Linked DNA regions of Homo sapiens: all the other regions are linked to region 1. A link is a loop called in an ENCODE intact Hi-C map of the cell type or tissue named here. Cell type or tissue: heart left ventricle. All regions are shown on one strand. Region 1 has its middle 3.3 kb from the start of SAXO4. Region 2 overlaps SYT7 (synaptotagmin 7). Region 3 overlaps DAGLA (diacylglycerol lipase alpha). Region 4 holds the start of SYT7 (synaptotagmin 7). Region 5 has its middle 47 kb from the start of SYT7. Region 6 has its middle 42 kb from the start of DAGLA.

The links. Hi-C counts contacts between places; a loop is a spot of excess contacts. Peaks named below come from ENCODE experiments on the same cell type or tissue, not always from the same donor. Only the 100,000 strongest peaks of a DNase experiment are listed, where the experiment ranks them.
Region 2: a loop joins it to region 1, with 5 times the contacts of the local background. A loop is called at or near these places in 17 of 110 quality-filtered maps.
Region 3: a loop joins it to region 1, with 4 times the contacts of the local background. A loop is called at or near these places in 27 of 110 quality-filtered maps.
Region 4: it touches region 1 in a loop (5-fold over the local background); 20 of 110 quality-filtered maps call a loop at or near these places.
Region 5: a loop joins it to region 1, with 8 times the contacts of the local background. A loop is called at or near these places in 91 of 110 quality-filtered maps.
Region 6: it touches region 1 in a loop (8-fold over the local background); 91 of 110 quality-filtered maps call a loop at or near these places.

Annotation. Positions count from the first base shown.
Region 1 is chr11:61,475,779-61,479,778 of GRCh38, forward strand. No RefSeq gene overlaps it. Among named protein-coding and RNA genes, the nearest start is that of SAXO4, 3.3 kb to the right of the region's middle. In heart left ventricle, a CTCF peak has its summit at 2,052 (motif pointing right); a DNase peak (open chromatin) is centred at 2,058; H3K27ac peaks cover 271 bases.
Region 2 is chr11:61,565,705-61,569,704 of GRCh38, forward strand. The region is part of intron 1 of SYT7 (synaptotagmin 7); the gene reads right to left. Among named protein-coding and RNA genes, the nearest start is that of SYT7, 13 kb to the right of the region's middle. In heart left ventricle, a CTCF peak has its summit at 1,987 (motif pointing left); DNase peaks (open chromatin) are centred at 1,677 and 1,965.
Region 3 is chr11:61,731,678-61,735,677 of GRCh38, forward strand. It overlaps DAGLA (diacylglycerol lipase alpha), which reads left to right. Exons shown (of 20, transcript NM_006133.3): 10 at 3,172-3,325; 11 at 3,884-3,967. Among named protein-coding and RNA genes, the nearest start is that of MYRF, 19 kb to the right of the region's middle. In heart left ventricle, a CTCF peak has its summit at 1,933 (motif pointing left); a DNase peak (open chromatin) is centred at 1,914.
Region 4 is chr11:61,578,613-61,582,612 of GRCh38, forward strand. It overlaps SYT7 (synaptotagmin 7), which reads right to left and starts at 2,464. Exons shown (of 13, transcript NM_001365809.2): 1 at 2,178-2,464. The coding sequence starts at 2,208. LOC105369331 (a long non-coding RNA gene) reads right to left here. Exons shown (of 5, transcript XR_950166.3): 4 at 3,984-4,000; 5 at 2,794-3,381. RefSeq lists silencers at 2,485-2,574, 2,595-2,744, 2,755-2,914. In heart left ventricle, CTCF peaks have their summits at 2,139, 2,884 and 3,085; DNase peaks (open chromatin) are centred at 2,300, 2,569 and 2,919; H3K4me3 peaks cover 1,585 bases; H3K27ac peaks cover 266 bases.
Region 5 is chr11:61,625,911-61,629,910 of GRCh38, forward strand. It overlaps the pseudogene RPLP0P2. Among named protein-coding and RNA genes, the nearest start is that of SYT7, 47 kb to the left of the region's middle. RefSeq lists enhancers at 254-816, 817-1,377, 2,733-3,714 and a silencer at 2,247-2,541. In heart left ventricle, a CTCF peak has its summit at 2,417 (motif pointing left); a DNase peak (open chromatin) is centred at 2,401; H3K4me3 peaks cover 217 bases; H3K27ac peaks cover 1,562 bases.
Region 6 is chr11:61,636,255-61,640,254 of GRCh38, forward strand. It overlaps the pseudogene RPLP0P2. Among named protein-coding and RNA genes, the nearest start is that of DAGLA, 42 kb to the right of the region's middle. RefSeq lists enhancers at 2,341-2,841, 2,881-3,408. In heart left ventricle, CTCF peaks have their summits at 2,357 (motif pointing left) and 2,563; a DNase peak (open chromatin) is centred at 2,337.

The sequences.
Region 1 (4,000 bases):
CAAACTGAGGACCATGAGAGGGGTGAACTCTTTAAAAGGATTTTTAGGCCTAGCATGGTGGTTCACACCTGTATTCCCAGCACTTTGGGAGGCCGAGGCAGGAGGATCCCTTGAAGCCAGGAGTTTGAGACCAGCCTGGGCAACAAAGCAAGATCCTGTCTCTATAAACATTTTCTTAAAATCTTTTTATTTTTTTTTCTCTATAGAGGTAATCAGGTTTAAAAAGAGATTTAAAAAGTCATAGGAGGTCAGATTTTGAAAATAGATCTGAGAACCTCTAGCTCAACCTTTGAGGCAATATCAAAGTGGTCACCAGCATGACCTTTGAAGTCAGGATGTCTGGGTTCAAATAATGGCTTTTCCCCTTAGTAGCTGTGTGACCTGTGACAAGTTACGCAGCCTCTCTGTGTCTGAGTTTCTTCATCTATAAAATGGAGGAGCTGATACCACCCACCAGGTAGGAATGCGGTGAAGTTTAATTGTGCTAATCATGGGAAGTGCTTAGAAACAGTCCCTGATACCTAACGAACCAGTGAAAGTTTGCTCTTATTGTCATCCTGTCAAGCTGTTGCATGCCTCCTGGGATGGGGAACTCACTCCCCCCAGGGCAGCCTGTTCCCCTATTGGATTATTTTGTGTGTTAGGAGGCTTTTCTATCCATTAAGCTGAAGTATGCCAACCTGTCTCTTCCCTACAAGAGCCCTGGCTTCCCTCTGAGGGCGGCTATAAAGACCCACATCAACCAAAGCAAAATGACACACACTTGGTGGTGTGTGGCTCATTCACTTCAGTTAATCCTCTTTTAGGGAACTGCAGCCCACATGGCCCAGCACAGAGCGCAGATGTCTGTCTCTGCTCAGGACTCAGCACTCAGTGGTGGTGTGCTCTGGCCTCGGGAGCCTGTTAGGGCCTACCCCACTGATCCCAGCCAAGGAACTCTATGGGCTGAGACCCAGCATGTCCTCTCACTGGGTCCTCTCTGCTAACCTAGTGTGTCTGTAGCCTCTGCCTTCGTATGGGAGGGAAACAGGGGAATCTTTTTTTTTTTTTTCTGAGATGGAGTCTTGCTCTGTCGCCCAGGCTGGAGTGCAGTGGTGTAATCTCGGCTCACTGCAACCTCTTACTCCTGCATTCAAGGAGTTCTCCCTGCCTCAGCCTCCCGAGTAGCTGGGATTACAGGCGCCCACCACCATGCCTTGCTAATTTTTGTATTTTTAGTAGAGACGGGGTTTTGCCATGTTGGCCAGGCTGATCTCGAACTCCTGACTTCAGGTGATCTGCCTGCTTTGGCCTCCCAAAGTGCTGGGATTACAGGCATGAGCCACTGTGCCCGGCTGGAAACGGGAATCTTACTGCCCAGGACTGGGCAGAGCTAGAAAGTAGGAGGCAGTTGCCCATCTGGCCAGGGCAGCCCATCCCTTTGGAAAATCATCCCTTTGGAAAAGCCCAGTGCTAAGGTCCCGGCGCTTTCTGGAGAATTTGCTGGTGTGTTCCAGAGGGCGGGGCATAGATTCCAGGGTCAAAGCTGAGTTTGGATCCCAGCTCCACTCCTCCCTGTCTGCGAGGCCTCAGGCAGTTTCCTCACATGTAACATGGGCAGGATTATAGTAGTTCCCACGTAGAGCCGGGAGTGAAAAGCGATGATGAGGTGATTCGTAGCTCAGCTCTGGCACAATAAAGTGCTGAATAAATGGGGACAGATATGGGAAGGGAGTGGGATGAGGTGGGCCTAGATTTTCCAGTATGGAAGGACTTTTAGTCTGTTCCTTCATTTTGTAGATAGAAGGACTGAGGTCCACAGGTGACAGGTCCAAAAGTCACGCTGCTCTTGGGTCACCTGGCACCTGGGCTCCCGCTCCTTGTGGGCTCCAGCGCTTGCCCTCCCGGAACACTCCTTGCCCAGACGCAACCCTCCTGTTCTGGAGGGATGGGTGAGTGAGGCTTGGGGTGGGGCTGTGGCCAGGTCGACGGAGCTGCTCTGTCCCCAACTCCTAGGACCCCCCGACCCCGGTCTTAGGGATTCATCTGCGGCATCTCCTGCAGTTCCGAGTTATGGCCGCTGGGTGTCGCCACACAGCAAAAAACCCACGGGCCGCCGGGAGGACGGGACCTAATGGGGGCTCTGATGGGACAGCGCCGGCCAGACCCTGATCCCCGACCCTTGAACTCCTGCCCAGGTCCTTGGTCGGCTACAGCCTAGAGCCTCCCTAAGAGAAGCCCTAAGGGATGATTTCAAACCTTTCTACCACCCCTCCTTGCCCCCTCCACCTGCTAAAAGGAAAACCTGGCTACAGCCTACCTGGGGGCTGCTTCTCCCAGCTGAGCCTCTCCTCCCCACGCAGTGCTCCAGCCACGCTGCACTAGTCAGGGCTCCCAGCCTGCTGGACACCTGTCTCCGCCTTTGTGTTTGTCGGGCTTTCCACGTAGAGGGCCCTTCCTTATCTCTGCCTGGTGCAGGCCTGTTACCTCTTGTGCATAGGGTATTTCAAATCCACCAGCGACCCTGCTAGGTAGGCACAGTTATCCCTGCCTGCAGGTACAGAAACAGGCTCAAAGAGAGGAAGCCCCGAGTCACACACAGCAGAAGCAGGTTTTGAACTCGGGCTCCCACAGTGAGCTTTCTTTTGCTACATCTGAGATCCTTCCTAAACCGTGGGCTCTCTGAGGCCAGGGCCATGTGGATTTCCTGTTTGTAACCCTTAGGCCCAACCCTTTGCCTAGCAGGCAGTGAGTACTCAAAAGGAACCTCTTTCCCTAGCTCTTAGATGGCACCTACCGTGTGCCAGGTACTGGGCTAAATGCTTCGTGCGTACCACAACCCTGCAGGTAGTTACCATTATTATACTCATTCTCCAGAAGGGGAAACTGAGGCACAAGGAACATGCACTGTCTTACGGTTATCTAGTGGCAGAGACAGGACCCACACCATCTGGCTTCAGAGTCCAAGCTCTTGCTCGTAGCCACTTATCCAGGCACACTTAGAGGAGGGCCCCTCTCTCCCTTCACCCTGTGAGCACCTCACCTATGGTGGTCTCACCCTTTGTGCTTCGTGTGTGGAACTCCCACGAGCCTCTGTAGTAGAATGGGAGCACTTTGCTGGAGGGCAGGGCTGTGTGCACTCACTCCTGTGTCCTTGTGCCCTGTGATCCCTGAACAGAATCGTTAGTCCGGAGGGTGGGTGCCAAACGTGCTTCAGCTTGCCTTCCCATGGGGGGCTGGGTGAGGACACGAGTGAGCCTCCACCCTGGCAGGCCAGGTCACTACAGGATGAATGCGGCAAGGGCATCTCCTGGGTGAGGAAAGGAGATGCCTCCTTTCCCTTTATTCAGCCTTCATTCATACCTCACTCTCCCCTGAGAGCAGGGGTGCTCTGAAGCCAGCTCTACCGGCTCAGGAGAGCTGAAGGCGAAACTTCCAGGAAATTGGCAAGCTGGTTTTTAACTCTGCCATTGTTAAAAATTAAATTACTGGCCGAGCGCGGTGGCTGACGCCTGTAATCCCAGCACTTTGGGAGGCTGAGGCAGGCAGATCACTTGAGCTCAGGAGGTCGAGACCAACCTGGCCAACATAGTGAAACCCCATCTCTACTAAAAATACAAAAATTAGCTGGGCGTGGTGGCGTGCACCTGTAATCCCAGCTACTCAGGAGGCTGAGGCAGGAGAATTGCTTGAACCAGGAGATGGAGGTTGCAGTGAGCTGAGATCGTGCCACTGCACTCCAGCCTGGGGGACAGAGCAAGACTCCATCTCAAATAAATAAATAAATAAATAAATAAATAAATAAATAAATAAATAACTTAAACCTGCAATTTAATGAATTATATTAAAAACAAAAAAAAATACCTAAAACTCATCACCCCTTAATTATGTGAGTACATTTTTCTATTATTTGTGCTGTCGAGGTTACTTACGCCCATTATGTCTGCATGATGGGACTACTCCCGTACAGTGGTGAGCGACCTTCCCATGTCCCGGTTCAAAGACACTGTAGTGGTGGTTT
Region 2 (4,000 bases), 90 kb after region 1:
TTGGAAAGCCCTGGAGGTGCCCACAACCCCTTGGGCTTCACCCAGGGTGGGAACTAGGCTAGCAAAAGAGGAAGCCCAAGGGGAATTGTTTTGGAAAGTTACAAGTAGCTGAAAATGGGGGCTCAGCACGAGCAAGCTTCCTCAACCTTGACTGTAATAAAAACAGATAATGTGTGAGTGAGCTAGGGAGAGTGCGCTGGCTGGGGCCGCAGAGGCCGGCTAGATGCAGACGGTTTAGAATTCAGAGGAGATGCCAAGTGAGTAAACAGTGAATGAAGGATTATCTGGATGGGCCAGCAGCCGTTCCGGCAAGAAATTGGACAGGGACATGTCGGGATCCACAAGCACTCCTACTCCTCATCAGAGAGCGAGACCTGGTGAGCTATGAGGACCTTGTCCATGCCTTCCCTACCTCTGCTGTCTCTTCCAGTCGAGACATGGCCTTGGTAATAATGGCTCACATCTGTACAGTGCAGAGCAGTTTATAAAGTGTTCCACAGTTTACTGAGGGTTTCACATGCATTATTGAATTTAATGGAGGTGATGGTATCTTCTGCTCAGTGACCCCCTCACCTCACCTCACCTCACCTCACCACAGCCACCCCTACCTCCCACAATTCCTGGCCTAGGGAGGCCTGGTGCATCTGGCTTCAGTATTCAGCCTCAAAAGAGGAGGAAGGGGAGACTGGCCATCTGTAGACCCCAGAGAGCTGCTAAGCCCAGAAGTCATCAAGGCCAAAGCCATTCAGGATGGAAAGGGCCAGGTGCCAGCTCTGAGCTGGGAGCCCAGACTGAAGAGTGGCTAGCCAGGAGTTAGCTCGGAACCTGACACACTCCCCACCCACCTTGATCCCAAAGCTGATGAGCCACCTGAGCAGCTGTGAAAATGATCACGTCTGTCAGAGCAGCAGGAGCCCAAGAAAGGAGGGGCTCAGAATGGGGAGGGGGCTCTTCACCGGGAATGCGGAGCAGAGGCAGGATCAGGGACGTGTGATGATTAAGTGTGGGCCTTGACCACTAGTTACTCCTATGAATAATGCATTGTTGTGCCTTGGCCTAAATCAGCATCTTATTGTTATTAATAATACACGCTGCAAAGAAGCTGGGGTTGGAACTGTATGCTATGTTTCATTTGAGGATCTCAGAGCACTTAAAAGCTCCTCATGCTGATGACTCAACTTTATCTCCCCGAGTCATAGGCTTCCTCACGGGCCACCTGCCCGAATGCCCTTCCACCTGAGGCTTGGAGCCGTGAAGGCCACCAGAGCTAGAAATCTTCCATCCTGGGATTCAAATCCATGGCCAGGGCTTATGGTTGGGGAGGGGAGTGCATTTAATTTTTGCAAGCTCAAAGGCTCCTGGGGATGCAACATAATGTGAAGCTCCCAGAAAGGTTTCAGGACAGAGATAACTAGTGGGAATCCAGGGGCGGGAGAAATGGATAGAGAGACCACTGCGGATCTGAATCCTGTTCTGTCACTTCCAGTTGTGTGACCTCAGGCTACTCACTCAACTCTCTGGTCCTAAGCCTCCTGGCTGGAATGCAGGGTCTAAGATTCCCTCTACGAGATGCCGTTCTATCATATTCAGGGGTATCATTTACACGGCAAATATTAGGATGGAGCCATTGAGCGCCCCGCCCCCCAGAGCTGTCCAAGGTGCTGAAACAGCTGTCGGCCACGCGGCTCCTTGTCCTTGGTGCTGAAACAGAACTCAGTCCTGGGGCTGCGCCCTCTTCCAGGTCGCCCTTTGCGCAGCTCCCAGCGAGCAGGATCCGAGAGACTGTGCATAGTGATTCCGCCTTCCTCTGCCAATGCCTCCCTGATCAACCCTCAGCTGAAGCTATGGCAGCACCCAGTGACCTCAAGAGCCCCCTTTCCTCGAGTTAGGTCCTCGGATGCTGAAGACCCCAGTCCTGACTCAGGACAAAAAGGGCCGCCCCGCGAACGTGGTAAATACCACGCCCCATTCCCTCCCGGGGGCCCGCCGCACTGCCTCCTGGTGGCTGGCGCGGGCACTGCACCCCGGCGGGCGCACAGACGGTCCCCAGCGGCGGCCTGGGCCAGCGGCGAAGCAGCGGCAGACGGTTCTCCGGCCCCCGCCGCCCCCTCACCGCTCCCGGGGCAATCTGGCGCTCAGAGCTTGCGGCGTTGCCCGACACCCGCACACTCCAGCCTGTCTGACTGCATCCTGGCCGCTTTGGGGCTGCCTGGGTCACAGTGCAGCCTCAACCCAGCTGGCCAGACCTGGGGCAGGCAAAACTTCCTGCTCCCTCCTCCAAGGTGGGTGGGGAAGGCTTGTTTAAACAAACACCAACCTTTCCTCTGTGGCAGGGCCAGTCCCGCCAAGATGAACACAAAGGCCTCCCCCAGGGCAGAGGCTCCACACCTCTCCCCCACCCAAACAAGAACTTTGCCCATACCCGCCCCAGGAAAAAGTGAGGGGTTGCAGGAGAATGCCATAACTGCAGCCCACTCCTGTTCCCCCACCCTACAGGTGGGGCTCTTTGAAAGGCAGATCTGCTTGGTGTTTCTAGGGGCTGCTTGATATGAACCTTACTGGGTTGTAGAGATTCTCCCCCTTCCAAAAACAAAAAGCAAAACAAATAATACCACGTGAAAAGCCAGCACCCAAAACCACAGCTTCTCTGGAGTCAAGGGAGTCAAGATAATAGCCTTCAATTACAGTAGACATAGCTGGTATGTATCATTTATTGAGCACTTACTGTATGCCAAGCACTGTGCTAAGAGCTGTGCAAACATGATCTCATTTAGCCTTCCAGCCACCCTGCCTCCCCAGGAGGGAGCATCATGCTCAGCCTCCTACACATGAGGAAAGTGAGGATCAGAAAGGGAGGTGACCGCTCAGGCTGGTGCAGCCAGCGAGTGCTGAGACGGGCATGGGAGAGTGTATCCATCTGCCCTTACTCTTGCCATTCAGCTGGATCTACCTCATCATCCTTCCATGTTCTAGAGGCCACACTATGCCTCAGGTTTCTCCAAGACCACTCCAGCCCCCCACCATCCTCACCTCTTGGCTGAGAGCCACATGAAGGAAGAGAGTAACACCTTGAACTCTGTAGCACTTTACAGCCTGCCAAGTGCTTTCAGAGCCACTGTCTGAATTGACCCTCATGATCTTGAGGGGTGAAGTGGGCAGGGATGGCCCTGTTCTGATTTTGTAGGAGAGCAAAGTATGGCTCCAAGGAATAAATGGCTTGCCCCAAGTCACACAGTGAGCTGTGGAACCAGAACTCAGGCAAAGACGGTGGGACACCCAGTCCAGTGTACTCTTCCCACTTCCCCAAGGCTGGGGTGCTGGGGACAAGCCAGGCAGGGAGTCCTAGGGGCTTTCATCTCCTGAGGGGCTTCCTGAGGCCATGACCTGGGCTGCTTCCCCACTCCTACTCCCCGGGGTCCATTGGTTGGCTCAGCTTTAACTTGGAGTCTCGGAGTCTCATTCTAAATGAATTTTTTTTTCCAGGCAATTACCTCCTGCTAATTAGGAGGCAGGGCTGCCAGTCCCTCGGCCCTGGACTGACCCTTTTCTCAACCCACAGAGGGCAGGGGGGTTGTGGAGGTACTGGGTAGCAGCTCCAGCCACAGAAACTGCCTGGGTCAGGGTTCTGTCAGGGCAGGGGATGCTGATGGAGGAGCAAAGAGCTCCACAGAACTGGAAGAAGGGAGGCAGGGATGCTGGGGAGGGAGGGACTCTGAAGTGGGAGAGAGCAAGGGGACAAAAAGCTGGAAGGAGCCTGAACATGTCCATGCAGAGTAAGTGAGAGAGACCTGGGCTCTGGGGCAGCAGAGGGAGCCAGGAGGAGCCAGAAAAACAGGGACACATCGCAGGAAGAAAGGAGGAATCTCAGGAGCCAGAGAGACAGGAAGGGGTAGGAATCTCCCCTCTATGGAGAGAGAGGAAGTGAGAAGGTGCCCCAGAAAACGGTCAAGATTACAGAAGGGGCAGAGGCAGAGAGACAGATACTGGAAGACTCCAGGAA
Region 3 (4,000 bases), 260 kb after region 1:
GTCCACCTCTCTGAGCCTCAGTTTCTTTATCTGCGAAGTGGAGATGTTGATACATACCTCGTGGAATTTTTTGGAGAGGGCTAGATGAGATATTGCATAACACCCACACTGCTGCCTCCCCTCCCCTTCTGGCGTTCTCTCTCTGCCCCCTCAGCCATTCCCTTCTGCCCACATCTTCCCTTCTCTCGGCTCCCCTCATGTGCTCTGCCTTTCTAGAAGAAAGGACTTTCCTAGTAGAGAGGCCCAATCCATAGAGGTCTTTGAAAAGGCACCAAGAAGGCCTGTTAGTTAAGGCTCCAACCTTCTTCATAGGATCTAGGAAAGGCCTTAGCCCCAGACCTGGCCTGCAGCCTAGCTCTGCGCTCAGCCCACCGCTTGGGGGCTGGGTGGACTCTGCATTCCTAAGTGGGCCAGAGAAGGGCGCCTGCTCCAGGAGGAACCCCTCCCTGTCCTGGGTGTCTCCGCCCTCAGCTCATGCCAGGCAGAAGGAGGACAGTTCCCTGGGCTCCCGTTCTGGAAAGGCTGGCATGCTGGGCAGCAGCTTCTTTCCTTGACACCCCTGCCCTTGGGACCCACAGCAGCCACACCCACTCTGCAGCGCCCTCCCTGTCCTCAGAAAGCTGGGTGGCTCTCGGGGCCTTATTCTCACCATCCCTCCAGCGACTGATCAGAGAGGACTAGAGCACCTCATGCCCCCTTCCCATCTTTGTCAGCTGCATGTGCCTGGCATTCTTGCCTGCATCCCTGGGAGTCCCAGCTGTGGCAGAGAACTCTTCAAAATGAGCACCAGGCTCCATTACTCACTGGTGGTGTGGGGACAGCTCTTAGAGCCTTTGTTTCCTAAACTGTAACAGGTGGTATCTGTCCTGCCTGCCCATAGGGTGTTTCAGAACCCAGGGTATCACTGGCAGGCAGGGCTCTCTGGTGCTCTGCAGACAGGAGGGGTGCTGGCATTTGTATTAGGTGCCTTAGTGTTGCAGAGAGAGCAGAGTCCCTAGACCTCATGAGGGCCCAGCCAGGCCCCTGCCTGGAAGAACCAGGTGCCTGTGGGGCAGAGAGAGGCAGGCCTGCAGCCCAGGGTGTTGGGAGGAGGCCAGAGTCCAGTGCCCCAGCCTGTCCATAACAGCCTGGCCAGAGGGAGAAGGGCTGCCCATCTGCCTCGGGCCCAGGCCTCTCCCCTGGCAGCAGTTCTCAGCCCATGCAGAGCACAGCGAGCCAGGCCTGCTTCTGGCTTGGCCCTAGCCCTGCCCTGGATGAGCCCCAGGGCCCTCCCATCCGGGGTGCTGGCCCTGCTCCCCTGACTGGTCCTCCTGGCCCACACATCACTGACTCAGAGGCAGCCCTGTCACCGGAGAAGCGAGGAGCCACTCGTTATTAAGAACCTATTATAGGCCAGACCATTTCTGCATCTTGGACCCTTGATCTCACACCAGCCTTGTGAAGTAGCTGTCACCACCTGCTCTTACAGAAGAGGAAACTGAGGCTTAGAATGGCTGAGTGACCTCCAGGCCCTTGCGGTCAGGAAGTGATACAGCAAGGGTTCAAACTCAAGCCTCCAGTCTCCAAAGGCCACACTGTTACAGCCTCATGCTCAGCTGAGGTTGGAGAGGGAACAGCTGCCGAGCACAGGAGCTCAGCCCCTAGACCCTGGCCCATCACCACTTGACCTGCAGTGTGGGGGACCATGCTCTCCCATTGTACATCGGCTTTGTCCCCCCAGCAAGCACTGTGGCTTTCTCAGCAAAGTCTCTCCCCATTGGAAAGTGTGTAATAGTCACTCAGGTGATGCTCTGAGTGAAGACAAACCTCCTAGCATCACCAGAATCCAAGCTTCTTAATAAAATCTCAGCTGTCATCCCGTGACAGCTGGCAGGCCCAGTCACGTGGGCTCCAGCGTCTGGTGCCTTAGCAGTTGGATGCTGGCTCCCTCTGGTGGCCTGAGGTGCCGCTGCACCTAGCTGGGTGCCCAGCTCCCAGGCTGCCTCATTCATTTCTGTGGGGAGGCTACTGTGTACCTGGCCCTGTTTGGGTGCTGGGGATACAGCTGTGGACCTCTCTGTGGTGCTCACTGCCCAGCGAGGAGGCGGACAGCGCATAGACAAGGCAAATAGGGCACATGGTGGAGCGGATGGGCACTTTGGACCCACATAAAGCCAGGTGCCTGGGATGGGGAGTGCTGGGGGCCTGGGGAGCCCTGGCTGTTAGATGAGGTGGCAAGAGAGACCTCACTGTGACAGGACGTTTGAACAGAGGCCCAGAGGAGCAAGGGCCAGGCCACGCTGTCTCAGGTGCTGCTGAACACGCTGGCAGCAGGTCAGAGAGACCAGAGCCAGGTGGGGTAGACAGGGCGTTGCTGTAGGGTCTTAAAAAGAAAATGATGTGGCTCAACTTATCTTAAAAGGGCCACTCTGTTGCTGAGCTGAGAGCGTAGGGGCAAGTGCAAGGAGGCCAGTCGAGGCCACCATGACAGTCCCAGGCAGAGCTGCCAGGGCAGGGGTAGGGGAGGTGAGGGAGTGCCTGGAGTCCAGCTCTGAGTCTGAAGGGAAGCCGAGTACGTGTACTGACCGAGTGGCATGGCCGTGGGGGTGAGGGCTGAGGAGCCACAGACAGTTGCAAGCCAGAGGCCAAGCCACCGAGGGGCCTTGGGAAGACCTCAGGAGGGTTGGGGTACACAAGCAGGGAAGGGGTTTGAGAGCTGGCAGGGTGTCAGGTGTCCGAGAGAGGTGCTGGCTAGGCCATTGGATGGAAGCATCTGGGTGTTGGGGCAGGCCTGGGGTGGATTCCTGAGCATGCAGATGGTGTCTAAAACACAAGACTGCATGAGTGCATGGAGGAGCCAGTGCCCCCAGAGGGACCCCAGGGCTTCAGTGTTGGGTGCATCGCTGAGTAGGCCCTGCCCGGAGGGGAGATCCCAGAGAGGAGGGGGCCCCAGCCAGGTGGGGAGAGGGAAGGGCCCACAGGGTCAGGTGCCGCCAAGAGCTCAGTTAAGAGGAAGGCTAAGAGTGGCCAGTGGATTTGGTGACGTGGGGGTCACTAGGACTTAGCAAGGGCAATTTGGTAGAGGCAGTGGGGCTGAATGCCCAACTGGAACTGGTTCCAGGGACAGTGGCAGGAGACATTTGTTCCCTCGGGGACTCCCTGGCCCTGAACTCTCTTGTCACCCCACCCTAGGTGTTGCCTGTGTCCTGCGAGGCCGCGGTTCGCCCCTGGAGTCACCATCGAGGAAGACAACTGCTGTGGCTGTAATGCCATTGCCATCCGGCGCCACTTCCTGGACGAGAACATGACTGCGGTGGACATCGTCTATACCTCCTGCCATGATGCGGTGAGGCCGGGCAGGGCTGGGGCCTGGTGTCAGGAGCAGGCAGCTGAGGGCCTAGGGTGCTGAGGCTATCCTTCCAGGCCGGCAGGAGCCCTTGCTTGGCTGGTGCTGGCTGGCTGCAGCTTCCAGGCATCCCTAGCTGGGCAGACCAGAGGTGGCCCCCTTCTCTTCCCCAGACCCTGGCTTGCCTGTACCACCTCTGGGGCTGGGAAAGCAGACATCAACCCCACACCCAGTGTTTGGGTTGCCGAGCCCTAGCCCTTTAGGGAAAGGAATTGAGGGCAGAAGCAGGGAGGGGCAGCCATCACCTGGACTCAGGGGCAAGTGGTGGCACTCAGGGCTGCCAGAGCCAGCAAGGAGCGGGGAGGGCAGGGCAGGCCTGTGGCTGGGATCGGGAGGAGATCCCCAGTGACCCTGGGAGCCCGTCAGCCTTTCTGGCGGCAGAGGCTCCGTGGCTGGTGGAGCCAGAGTTCCTGGCCAGGAAGGAGACCTGCCTAGGTCACTTTCCCTGAGTGTGGCCCCACCAGGGCCGCTCAGGCTCACGAGCTGCCCGCCTCCTAGGTCTATGAAACGCCCTTCTACGTGGCGGTGGACCATGACAAGAAGAAAGTGGTGATCAGTATCCGGGGGACCCTGTCCCCCAAGGTACGCTGCCCATGGCTCCCAGCCCCCGGGGGT
Region 4 (4,000 bases), 100 kb after region 1:
GAAGGGAAATCTGACCTGGAACTATAGAGCCTACAAAGGTGGGCAGGGATGCCAGAGGGCAGAGGCCAGAATGAGATCTTTGACTCCTCAAGGACCCCAGATGACTAGGCTCAAAGGCAGACTGTGCCCTCTCCAGCCTATGTCTGACCCCACCCAGCCCAATGCCCACACCGGAGAGGAGTCAGCCTCAGGCCAGCCCCTTTCCCAGTCACAGCTGCCCTACCACAGGCACTGGTGGGTCCCGCAGCTGCAACTGGGGTGGGCAAGACAGGTCCCAACTGCAGCCAGAGAGGCCCATTCAAGGAGGGGGTGAGGGAAGAGTTGAGGGCTGCCAGCACACCAGGGATGGTACTGGACTCCAGACCCTTTGCCTAGAAGATGCCAAGCACGTCAAGCTGGCCTCCGTGGTGAGGGCAGAGGTGCTTGGAGGAGTGGTGATGTCATGGTGCCCAGGCATGGGAGGAAAGAGGAGGGAGGGAGAGGGGAGAGGGCACAGCCCCAGGCCAGTGGCCTAACAGGCCAGAGGGGAGGCTGCCAGCCTGGTGGGCGAGGGGATGGATAGTGTCCTTATTTCTTCCCTACCTTCCATCCTCATACCCCAGAGCTGGCTTCTGAACTAAGCTACTGGCTTCTAAGAAGGTGAGCAGAGCAAGAGAATACTCCTGCCACGGGCCATGGGCTGGAAGCCGGCGGCCTCTTCGACGAAGATGCCAGGGTAGGTGACCTAGGTCCAGACAGATGAGGGGAGGGCTCTCCACAGGCAATGCCCCTTCAGCCCTCACCTAGAGGACATTCAGAGAAGGGCGCAAGGTTCCAGAGAAGGAGACTGAATCTCTCACCCTCATATCCAAGTGCTGAGTGAGGGCAGTGCCTGGCGCCCAGTGGGTCGTCCTCAATATCGACTGGACTGAAAAGAATCGATGGGGGGTGGGAGCCGATTCCTCAGGAGGCAGGGACAGGCTGAGGCTGCCCCTAGAGGGGAAAGAGCAAATGTGGGGCTAGGGCAACAGTGGGCAAAGCCAGCACCCACTGGACTGCCTTCAGGAGCCTCAGGGCTGCAGGCTCCTTCTGTGCAGGGTCTTAGAGCCCTTCCTTCCCTACAGCACCGCCGCCCCCAGGAGGCTGGCAGGAGGGAGCCTGGAGGCTCTTCGTTTGGGAGCACATCCTGGGCTGGGGAGTCGTGCTTTTAGCATCAGAGAGAAGCCCAGAAACAGACCCTGATGCCAGAACTGGCAGACTGGGGGTGCTGGGACTGGGTGGAGCACCCCAGGTGGGAGCGGGGATGGAGCCTGGGCAGGAGCTGCAGGGGACCTGCCTACAGGTGGGCACTGGGTGAGGAGGCATCAGGAGCCAAGGAGGAAATGGCAGAGCAATTTCCGAGGAAGACGGGAAGATTCTTCGGCTTTGGCTTAGAGGATACCAAGCAGACAGTGGGCTCCCAGGCCACTCCCCTGGCGGGCGAAGCAGAAGGCAAAGGAGTTCGGCCCTCCCCCACCCCAGGACGGGAGAGAGTTTGGGGTTGTTTGCTTCCCCCTCCCCAAACCTAGGAGAACATTCTCTTGGCACCCCCATTCTCATGAGCCCCTGCTCTCTTTCCCTTCAGGCACCCCCGTCTCACCCATCAACGCCCCTGCAGTTCCCCACCCCCCAGAACCTCCCTGCCCAGCTGCCGCACCAGATTCCCACTTGCCCCCTGGCACCCTCTCAATTCACAGTTGGCACTGCGATGCCACTCCGCTCCCCTGTGCCCGCAACCTTGGCCAAGAGCTGCCGGGATCCTCGCCCTGGGGTCCGCCAGCGCTGGCACCCCCGGGGCACCGGTGCTGGGGAGCCTCGGGTGCCTCTGAGGGCACTGCCCGGCTCCCACAGGGGCAGCGGCTCCTCGCTCCGCCACACACGTTGTCCTTGGGCTGTTGAGGGGTGGGGGAGAGGTCCTTGTGGGGACACTGCGAAGCCGGTCCCAGACATCCAGCCTGGCAGTGTCCAGACTGCGGGGGACCGGGGTCCGAGCCGCTGCCGCTCGATCCCGCGCCCCCGGGGCTGGGATGACCCCTGGGGGAGCCCGTGCGGCTCCGGGCGGACAACAGCCCCAGGCTGGGGCTCCGAGACGGCGTCCGGCGCTGCCGCTGTCCTGCCCGCCGGTGCGGGGCGCCCCAGCCCGCCGGGGCCGCGCTTACCTGGGCTGGCCGCCTCCGGGTCCCGGTACATGGTCCCCTCGTCGCCGGTTCCCTCCGGGCTCCTCAGAGCCGCCCGCGGCCGCGCGCTGCTCCGCCGCCGCCGCTGGGCATGGGGCCGGGCGACCCCCGGGGGCGGGTCCGAGGGCGGGGGCCGAGCGGGCTGCACCTAGCCGCGGAGCCGGGGAGCGGGGGCCGCCCGCCAGCCCTCCCGCCCGCCCGCGGAGCACGCTGCCGCCGCCGCCGAACAGCGCCGAGCCGCCTCCCTCCGGCCTGCGCGCCGCGTGTGCGCGCCGGAGCGTGTGTGTGTGTACGAGGCCGTGTGTATGTGTGTGTGTGAGCGCGTGTGTGAGCGCGCCCGGGGCACCGCCGGCGCCGCCCGCCAGCCGCCGAACGCCGCGGCCACAGCCACCGCCTGCGCCCGCTGCCGGCCGCGCGCCGCACTGCACCCGCGCCCGCCGCCGCCCGAAGCCGCCCCGAGGGCACGGCCGCCGCCCCGCGCCCCGCCCGCCTCGCAGTCCCCGCGGGGAGGGCCGCCGAGCCCCACGGCCGGGCTCGTCCGGCCAGGGGATCCGGCTCCGCTGCGCGACCCACCCCCAGCCCGTGCTCCCCCGATGGCCGCGGCCTGGCACCGGGCAGGGCCGCAGAGCCGGCCACCTCCTCCGAGGTGCCCTTTGGCTCCGATCCAAAAGGCGTGGAGATCCACTCCGGGTTTTCCGCTTGCTGGCGGCTCGAGGGCGTCAGCTCCGGACTCAACACCGCGGCGGTCCGGGGCAGACGGACTGGTGTGTGCAAAAACCAGGAGTGGAATTTTTGGCAGCGCTGAGCCTGGGTCCGCCAGTCCGGTCTTTCTGCAAGCTCGCACACAGGTGGAGCCGAAAGGGCTAAGATCCCTGCCCTCGGTAGGAGGTTTGGCCTAGTGACCCTCCTCACCTAACCCAGCCCCACGAAAGAAGAAAATAGACTTTTCAGCCTCTGGCTATCCCTCTATAGCAGCAGCTCCTCCTCTGATCCTCCCCTCTATTCCTTGACCCTAGCACTTCGGAGGGTAGGAAGGAAATCCCTCCTTCTCCTTCCAACCCTGGACCTCTCTTGGTCCCCTCTGCCTCTCTGCCGGCTCAGCACAGTCTAAATCAGGTGAACACTCATTTCTCTACAGAATTTGGATGATTTGATTCTGGGGCAGGGAGGAGAAGAGACCTGTCTCCTAAGGATAAGAAAAACCCAGAAATGAACCATTAGTGGTATGGTAGGCACAGAGACCTCCCTGCACACACCTACACACGTAATCACCTACATACACACACACACACACACACACAGACATGATGCCCCCCACACACACACCCACACAGACATGCTGCCCACACAAAGAGACACATACACTGACGCTCCCCACAATACAGGTGCTGCCCCTACCCTTCACTGATGGGTCAGGTAAGAGGGCAAAATCCCTGGGTCTGTGGCAGCATCCTGCCCTCCCCTGTGCTGAGAATGCAGTTTGCAGGTGAGCCAGGCTTCCTAGAGTCAAGGATTATTATTTCCACCCTGAGAAATCCACTTTTGCTGGCTTTATACTGCACTACTCATGCCCAGCCACACCTCCACCTGCCCACAGTGTGGAAGGCAGCCAGGAACAACCCTCTATCTCAAGTCTCCCCGACACACACACAAACAGACCCCATCCCCTTGAAATCACATGGAGGCTATCCCCAACAACCACCACACACACACATACACACATACACATTCACCTCCACCTACAGCTTTTCCGGTTGAGAAAAAGATAAGGAAGTTCCCCCAGCAAACCTCCATGAAGACTGTTC
Region 5 (4,000 bases), 150 kb after region 1:
ACAGATGTTGGGGAATAGTTATAGTCTCTGGCACACCATGGTATTCCTCCATTCCACGGGGAAAGATGGCCATGTACTTTCTGGTACTCTGCTCCAGGTGACCTTGTTCTTGTATGTTACATGTTCTTGTGTGTTACTCTTTTTTTTTTTGAGATGGGATCTTGCTCTGTTGCCCAGGCTGGAGTTCAGTGGCACAATCTCAGCTCACTGCAACCTCCGCCTCCCAGGTTCAAGCGATTCTTTTGCCTCAGCCTCCCGAGTAGCTGGGATTAGAGGTGTGCACCACCACGCCCAGCTAATTTTTGTATTTTTAGTAAAGACAGGGTTTCACCATGTTAGCCAGGCTGGTCTCGAACCCCTGACCTCAAGTGACCACCTGCCTCAACCTCCCCAAGTGCTGGGATTATAAGGCGTGAGCCATTGCACCCGGCCTTGTGTGTTACTCTTTTTTTTTTTTATTATACTTTAAGTTTTAGGGTACATGTGCACATTGTGCAGGTTAGTTACATATGTATACATGTGCCATGCTGGTGCGCTGCACCCACTAACTCGTCATCTAGCATTAGGTATATCTCCCGATGCTATCCCTCCCCCCTCCCCCCATTGTGTGTTACTCTTAACTCCTCACCACAAAACCAGAACGGCCCTGAGACCAAGACTCAGGTCTCCAGAACAAAGCCCTTAGCCTGACATTCAGGGCCCTTGGCCACTGGGTCTCAGGAACTGCCGCAGTCCCTTGCAGCCTGTGTCCAGCCTCTCAGAGCCACCTGCCTGCTCCATTCCTTGCTTCCCCAGACTGTTCCTTCTGCCTGAATGGCCCTCCTGGACCTCCAATGCCAGGGGCACTCCTATCCAACCTCGAAGAGATTGCTCTGTCAGTGCAGCCTTGCAGGGCCTCGCTGGGGGAGAATCAGAATTCCTTTCTCCTGCCCTCCCTTGGGCTTCCGGAGCCTTCCGTCATCCTCTATTTATAGTTCAAGTCAGGTGCCCCTGGACATGTTGCTGGGAGGGAAGGGCCTCAGCTGGGAGAGCCGGTTCTGTGACCTGCTGGGGAAGGGCTGGGATTTTCCAGGATGCCTCCTCTAGCCCTATAGTCCCCTTGGCTACCTCTGTCTACGGGGAAATGGAGCCCCCTACCTGGACAGCCTTAATCCGGTGCACCTGGTGGCTGCTTGTCTCCTTGGCTTTGCTGTGAGCCCTGGGGCCTGGGGATGGGCTTCTCTCCAGCCCTGGGCCTGCTCCTGCCTCTGCTGTGGTGAGGTGACCTGAGTAACGGGTTGGGTTAGGTGGTCTCTATGTTGGTAGGGGTCTCAGTAGGGTCAGGCTTGCTCTAGGAGAGAGTCACAGTTGCTAGAGTTGAGTATAGAGGGCAGGAACCAGCTGTAACTTTGCAAAGCTCTGTCCTGGGATGCTCGGCTTCCCTCCTGTTGTCCTCCACCTTCCAGAAAGCCCAGCAGGGAGAGATGAGCACTGTGTCCCCAAACTCAATGTCACTGTCACCTCCCCTCACCCAGCCCAGCCACTCCCCGTCAGCTCCAGACCAACTCGGAATACTCGGGAAGGTTGATCCTTCGACTTCCTCAAGCCATTGCTCAACATCCCCCAATCACAGCCTCCCCAACTCCCATCTCCAAAGGCCTCCTTCCTCCCCAGATCCCCGGCTGTCACCATCCTCATTCTTCTAACAAGCTGACAAACTTGAATTCTGAGCGAGCATGACCTGGGGTCTTGGGCCTGAGCCGCAGCCCTCTGCCTCCACCCCATCCCCCACTTACATGCCCACTTTCAGATACAGACACGGACCCTGATGCCAAGGACATCCACTGGCTGAATGCCTCCTCCTGCCCTTTCACGAGCTCCCATGCCTGGCCCTGACTACCTGCACGCAGCCCTGGACCCTCAAGTGACTGTAGGAACCCCCTCTACGAGACTCAGCCCTTTTGCCACCAGTGGGACTTGCAGGCCCAGCTGACCAGCACCTTCTTGCCTGCTGTGGGCCATGTGACCGACGGAATCCCACCACATCTGCCGTGAGCCTCGCCTGAATCAGGACCAAGTTTAGGTTTTCAGAATCAGACGGACGTGACTATGTGACCTGGGGCAAGTGACTAACCCTCTCTGAGCCTCTGACATTTATAGCTGACTCCAATCTGATACATGGGCTCCCCAGGGGCCTGAGGAGGGAAGGTTTGAAACCTCACTCTTCCCTCCCTTGCCCTTGGAAGGTGAGAGCAGGAGGCTCCTTCATGGAGGTGGCTAGGATGGGGAGGGAGGACCAGGAAGCTTCCTGACCTTGCCCCAGGAGCTGGCAGCCCCCAGTCCCACCTTGTCCAGAGATCACTCAGGGGAAACCACTCTGGCTGAGGGATTCAGGTGCTGGTGCCAACTAGGAGAAGCAGTCTAGGGCGCCTCCCAGTGGACACCAAGGGAACGTCTATTCTGGCTGGCCCTTGGTCCAGCCCTGTGATTTTAGCCCTTGGCATGCAGTCAGGCTCCAGTACTGACCCCAGCACCAGCAGTGGCAAATTGCACCTCATTTGAGGAATCTCAGTTTCCTCTTCCACAAAACGGAAATAATGATAACATCACCACACAAGACCACAGTGAGGCTTCCTTCGGACGACCCAGGCGACCCGCCTTCCACACTAATGTTTTCCAGGTCTAGAGAGGCCAGGGCTTGCCTGGGGACCACAGTGAGATGTGGTGAGGAGCCAGGGGTTCAGGCTCTCAGGCTCCTGGTCCACTGCTCTTTCCACTGCTGGGAGGTGCCTCAATGTAACCTTGGACTCTCCAGGCCTATTAACTCCTCCGTGTAGCTCTGGAAGTTTTCAGATGTTTTAGTGCTATTAACATGCCTGTCCCAGGAACAAGCTTACAAATGCATCCAATTAACCTTCTGCCAACAATTCTGGGACGTGATTTCTTTTCCAGCCTTTGCAGGGAGATCTCTCTTCCCATCTCCTTCCTGGAAGACAGAAGCCTTGTGCGAGCCCCTTGTGTGATGTCACCCCAGCTAGGGCCACCGGACGTTGGTCCTCAGCAGGGAGACTTTGGGTCCTCCACCAGGACCCAGGGCTGACCTGCATGGCCAGGCCCCATGGCCTGGGTAGAACCTTGTTTCTGCTCCAGGTAAGGAATTGCAGGGGTGAGGGTGTGTGGAGGAAAGGGGCCTCCACAGTGGGGAAGGGGGCTACAGAGGGAATCCCAGCCCCAGCCCCAGCCCCAGAGGACCCATTTATTTGCTCTCTAACTGTGGTGAAGGGGCCCTTTCTGAAATGCAAGCAGCTCCCGAGTTCCTCTACGGCAGTGTCGGGCTGGTGCTGGGCATTGAGCGGGGCAGGAGAGGAATTCAGCCACGCCAGGTGCTGTGGCTGTGCCGCGGGCTATTTTCACGTAGGCCGTGTGTTCCTCCGGAGGTGGCTGGCCGTGGGGCTCCTGGAATTGTGGGCTGGAGCCCTCCTGCTCCCTCTGGCTGGGTCTCTATTGCTGTAGCCCCTAGAATCACCTCTTACAGCCTTGAAAGGCCCAGGGGGACTTGACTCTGAGGCTAGGAACCCTCGGGTGGGAGGGACGTGTTCATAAACACATGCACACTGTGCCATACTAGCTTTTAGACAGACAAAGACAGAGACTGGGTGACCACATGACCTTCAGGACTCACACAACAACACACACACACACACACAAGGGTGAGGGCAAAGGAGAAGCGCCCAGGCAGGCCCTGGGGGAGGGGGGCGGAGAGCCAAGGGTATGAACTGTGAACAATTAGTGGGAGCCATAGGGCCCCTGGGGGAGCAGAGAAGGAACATGTCCCCCTTCCCGACCGGATGGCCTTGCCCAAGGCCCCCACCAAGCAGTGGGGGGTGGGGCAGGGGGTGGGGAGTGAGGACAAGGGCCTGAAGCTGGTAACCTGCCCCTGGGCGAGATGGCTCTGGGAGGCGATGGAGACGCTCACCCCCTCCCTGCTTCCCAGCTGAACTGGACTTTCACAGTCTCTCTG
Region 6 (4,000 bases), 160 kb after region 1:
TACAGCAATTGCTCTTATAACTCCTCTCCGCCCACCCCCTCGATGAGAAGCTGGTTTGAAGGACTGAGTATCAAATCCCTACTGAGCTCTGAGGTTCCAGGTGTGGATGGAGTGTGGGGCCCATGTGTGTGTCAGTGTGTGTGGGTGTGATTGTGTGAGCAACTGGGTGTGTGAGGTTCAGGCCCAGTCGGCTTGTCCAGACGCCAGGCCTGAGATGCCCTGGGGGTGCTAAGAGGGGTAGAGAGAAGCCAAAGGAACACAGGCTTTGAAACGAGGCAGAATTGAGTTGGAGTCCCAACCCCACCAACCTCACCTCTCTTCACTCTTCAGGCAGCGTAGAAAACAATGCCTGCCTTTTGCCAGGCATCCTCATGGAAGTGACATCGTCTTTAAACCTGTGTGGCAATCCCTGACGCACCACCGTGATGCCCAGGGAAGACAGGGTGACCTGGAAACCCAACTACTTCCTTAAGATCATCCAGCTATTGGATGATTATCTGAAATGTTTCATCGTGGGAGCAGACAATGTGAACTCCAAGCAGATGCAGCAGATCCGCATGTCCCTCTGCGGCAAGGCCGTGGTGCTGATGGGCAAGAACGCCATGACGCGCAAGGCCATCCGAGGGCACCTGGAAAACAGCCCAGCTCTGGAGAAACTGCTGCCTCGCATCTGGGAGAATGTGGGCTTTGTGTTCACCAAGGAGGACCTCACTGAGATCAGGGACCTGCTGCTGGCCAATAAGGTGCCAGCTGCCACCCGTGCTGGTGCCATTACCCCATGTGAAGTCACTGTGCCAGCCCAGAATACTGGTCTGGACCCCGAGAAGACCTCCTTTTTCCAGGCTTTAGGTATCATCACTAAAATCTCCAGGGGCGCCATTGAAATCCTGAGTGATGCGCAGCTGATCAAGACGGGAGACAAAGTGGGAGCCAGTGAAGCCACGCTGCTGACCATGCTCAACATCTCCCCCTTCTCCTCTGGGCTGGTCATCCAGCAGGTGTTCGACAACGGCAGCATCTACAACCCTGAAGTGCTTGACATCACAGAGGAAACTCTGTATTCTCGCTTCCTGGAGGGTGTCCGCAATGTTGCCGGTGTCTGTCCGCAGATCCACTACCCAACTGTTGCATCAGTGCCCCATTCTATCATCGACGGGTACAAACGAGTCCTGGCCTTGTCTGTGGAGACTGATGACAACTTCCTGCTTGCTGAAAAGGTCAAGGCCTTCTTGGCTGATCCATCTGCCTTTGTGGCTGCAGCCCCTGTGGCTGCTGCCACCACAGCTGCTCCTGCTGCTGCTGCTGCAGCCCCAGCTAAGGATGAAGCCAAGGAAGAGTCGGAGGGAGGAGTCAGACGAGGATATGGGATTGGGTCTCTTTGACTAATCACCAAAAAGCAACCAACTTAGCCAGCTTTATTTGCAAAACAAGGAAATAAAGGCTTACTTCTTTAAAAAAAAAAAAAGAAAAGAAAAAAAGAAGAAAGAAAGAAACAAAGAAAGAAAGAAAGAGAAAGAAAGAAAAGAAAAAAAAAATAAAACAACACTTGCTCCCACGGTTGTGACAGTGGGGTTTAAAGAAAACCAGCAGGCGCCGGGCACGGTGGCTCACGCCTGTAATCCCAGCACTTTGGGAGGCTGAGGCGGGCGGACCACGAGGTCAGGAGATCGAGACCATCCTGGCTAGCACTGTGAAACCCCATCTGTACTAAAAATACAAAAAATTAGCCGGGCGTGGTGGCGGGCATCTGTAGTCCCAGCTGCTCGGGAGGCTCAGGCAGGAGAATGGCATGAACCCAGGAGGCAGAGCTTGTAGTGAGCCGAGATCGCGCCACTGCACTCCAGCCTGGGTGACTGAGCCAGACTCCGTCTCAAAAAAAAAAAAAAAAAAGAAAAAAGAAAAAGAAAAAGAAAAGGAGTAGGCAGAAAGAGCACACAGTAGGTGTTCAACCAGCGTGAAGCTCCCAGCCCCTGACAGTCCACGACAGCCTCAGAGCAGGCAGAAGGAGCACACAGTAGGTGTTCAGCCAGCGTGAAGCCCCCAGCCCCTGACAGGCTACGACAGCCTCAGAGCAGGCAGAAGGAGCACACAGTAGGCATCCAGCCCACATGAAGCAGGCCCCCAGCCCCTGACAGGCCATGACAGCCTGAGGCAGGACCACATGGTGATCTCTAACCTGACCCCAGGGGAGGACAGGAGGGAGGACGGATAGCACCCTGGGAGGCCAGGGCCTGGCGTCCCACCCTGTCACCCTCGTGCCCAGTGTCCAGGGGCTCCGAGTTAGCCATGGCCTGGCGCGTAGCCTTAGGAGAGACCCTCCAGCCATTCGGTGGAGCGTGGAGACCCCTCGTGGCCACACGGAGGACTGCAGCTCTCAGCGTGTGACCTCTCGCCAGCATCGGGGCTGCTCTGCATGTAGCCCTGGGAGAGCTCTGCAAACATTGCTTGAGCTCCTTTTTATTTTATTTTTATTTCTTGAGACAGGATCTCACTCTCACCCAGGCTGGAGTGCAGTGGCACAATCTCAGCTCACCGCAACCTCCGCCTCCAGAGTTCAAGCGATTCTCCTGCCTCAGCCTCCTGAGTAGCTGGGATTACAGATGTGCGCCGCCACGCCCGGCTAACTTTTGTATTTTTAGTAGAGACGGGTTTTTGCCATGTTGGCCAGGCTGGTCTCAAACTCCTGGCCTCAAGTGATCCACTCGCCTCGGCCTCCCAAAGTGCTGGGATTACAGGCGTGAGCCACCGCACCCGGCTGCTTGAGCTCCTTTAAAGGTGCCACGATTTATGCTTGGTGTTATGGACAAAGAAAGGAAGTGATTCCCATCCCAGAGAATCTACCACCGGGAGAGTTACAGAGGCTGGGCCGCCCTATATCTACCTCCCACCCCTGTATACATCCATATAGAAGAGAACTCAGGGTTCAATCAGGGGACCTAGAGCAAGACACCCATTTTCCCATGCCTTGCTCCCCATATTGGCCTTATGGGCGTGGTACCCTGTAAAGTACCTGGAATAGTCCAGAGCTCAAAAATTCTTATGATTATTAAAGGTATAAAAGGACAGGTAAATTGAGGCCAAGTGCAGTGGCTTATACCTGCAATCCCAGCACTTTGGGAGGCCAAGGTAGGAAGATGGATTGATCCCAGGAGTTCAAGACCAGCCTGGGCAACATAGTGAGACCCCCATCTCTATAAAAAATTAAAATTAAAAAATTAGCTGGGTGTGGTGGCACCCACCTATAGGAGGCTGAGGCGGGAGAATTGCCTGAGCCCAGGAGTTCTGAGGCTACAGTGAGCTAGGATCCCGTCACTGAACTCCAGCCTGCATGACAGAGTGAGGCCCTCTCTCAAAAAGGTGGTGGAGGCAGGTAAATTGGGTCAGAGTCATGCTCCCTTGCTCCCCTCCAAGCAGTAGAAATTGCTAATAAAATGCTTAAAACAAGGATCATGATGTGCCAGACACTAGGAGAAGCCCTTTGCATGTAGTACCTCATCTGATCCCTGAGGAGCAGGTACTATTAGCCTGTATGAGGAAGCTGATGCCCAGAGAGGTTTAGGCGATTAGGCTAAAGTGGTAGATTCGGAATTTGAACCCAGGCCCACATGGCTCCAGAGCCCAAGCTTTGGTGCACAAAGCAATGAGTCTGCCTAGCAGCGTCAGAGATGTTTGAACCAGAGCAACTCCATCTTGAATAGAGGCTGGGTAAAATGAGGCTGAGACCCACTGGGCTTCATTCCCAGGAGGTGAGGCATTCTTAGTCACAGGATGAGCTAGGTCGGCACACGGTACAGGTCACAAAGACCTTGCTGATAAAACAAGAGGCAGTACAGAAGCCAGCCAAATCCCACCAAAACCAAGATGGCGACGAAAGTGACCTCTGGTCAGCCTCACTGCTCACTATATGCTAATTATAATGCATTAGCATACTAAAAGACACTCCTACCAGCGCCATCACAATTTACAAATGCCATGGCAACATTAGGAATTTACCCTATAT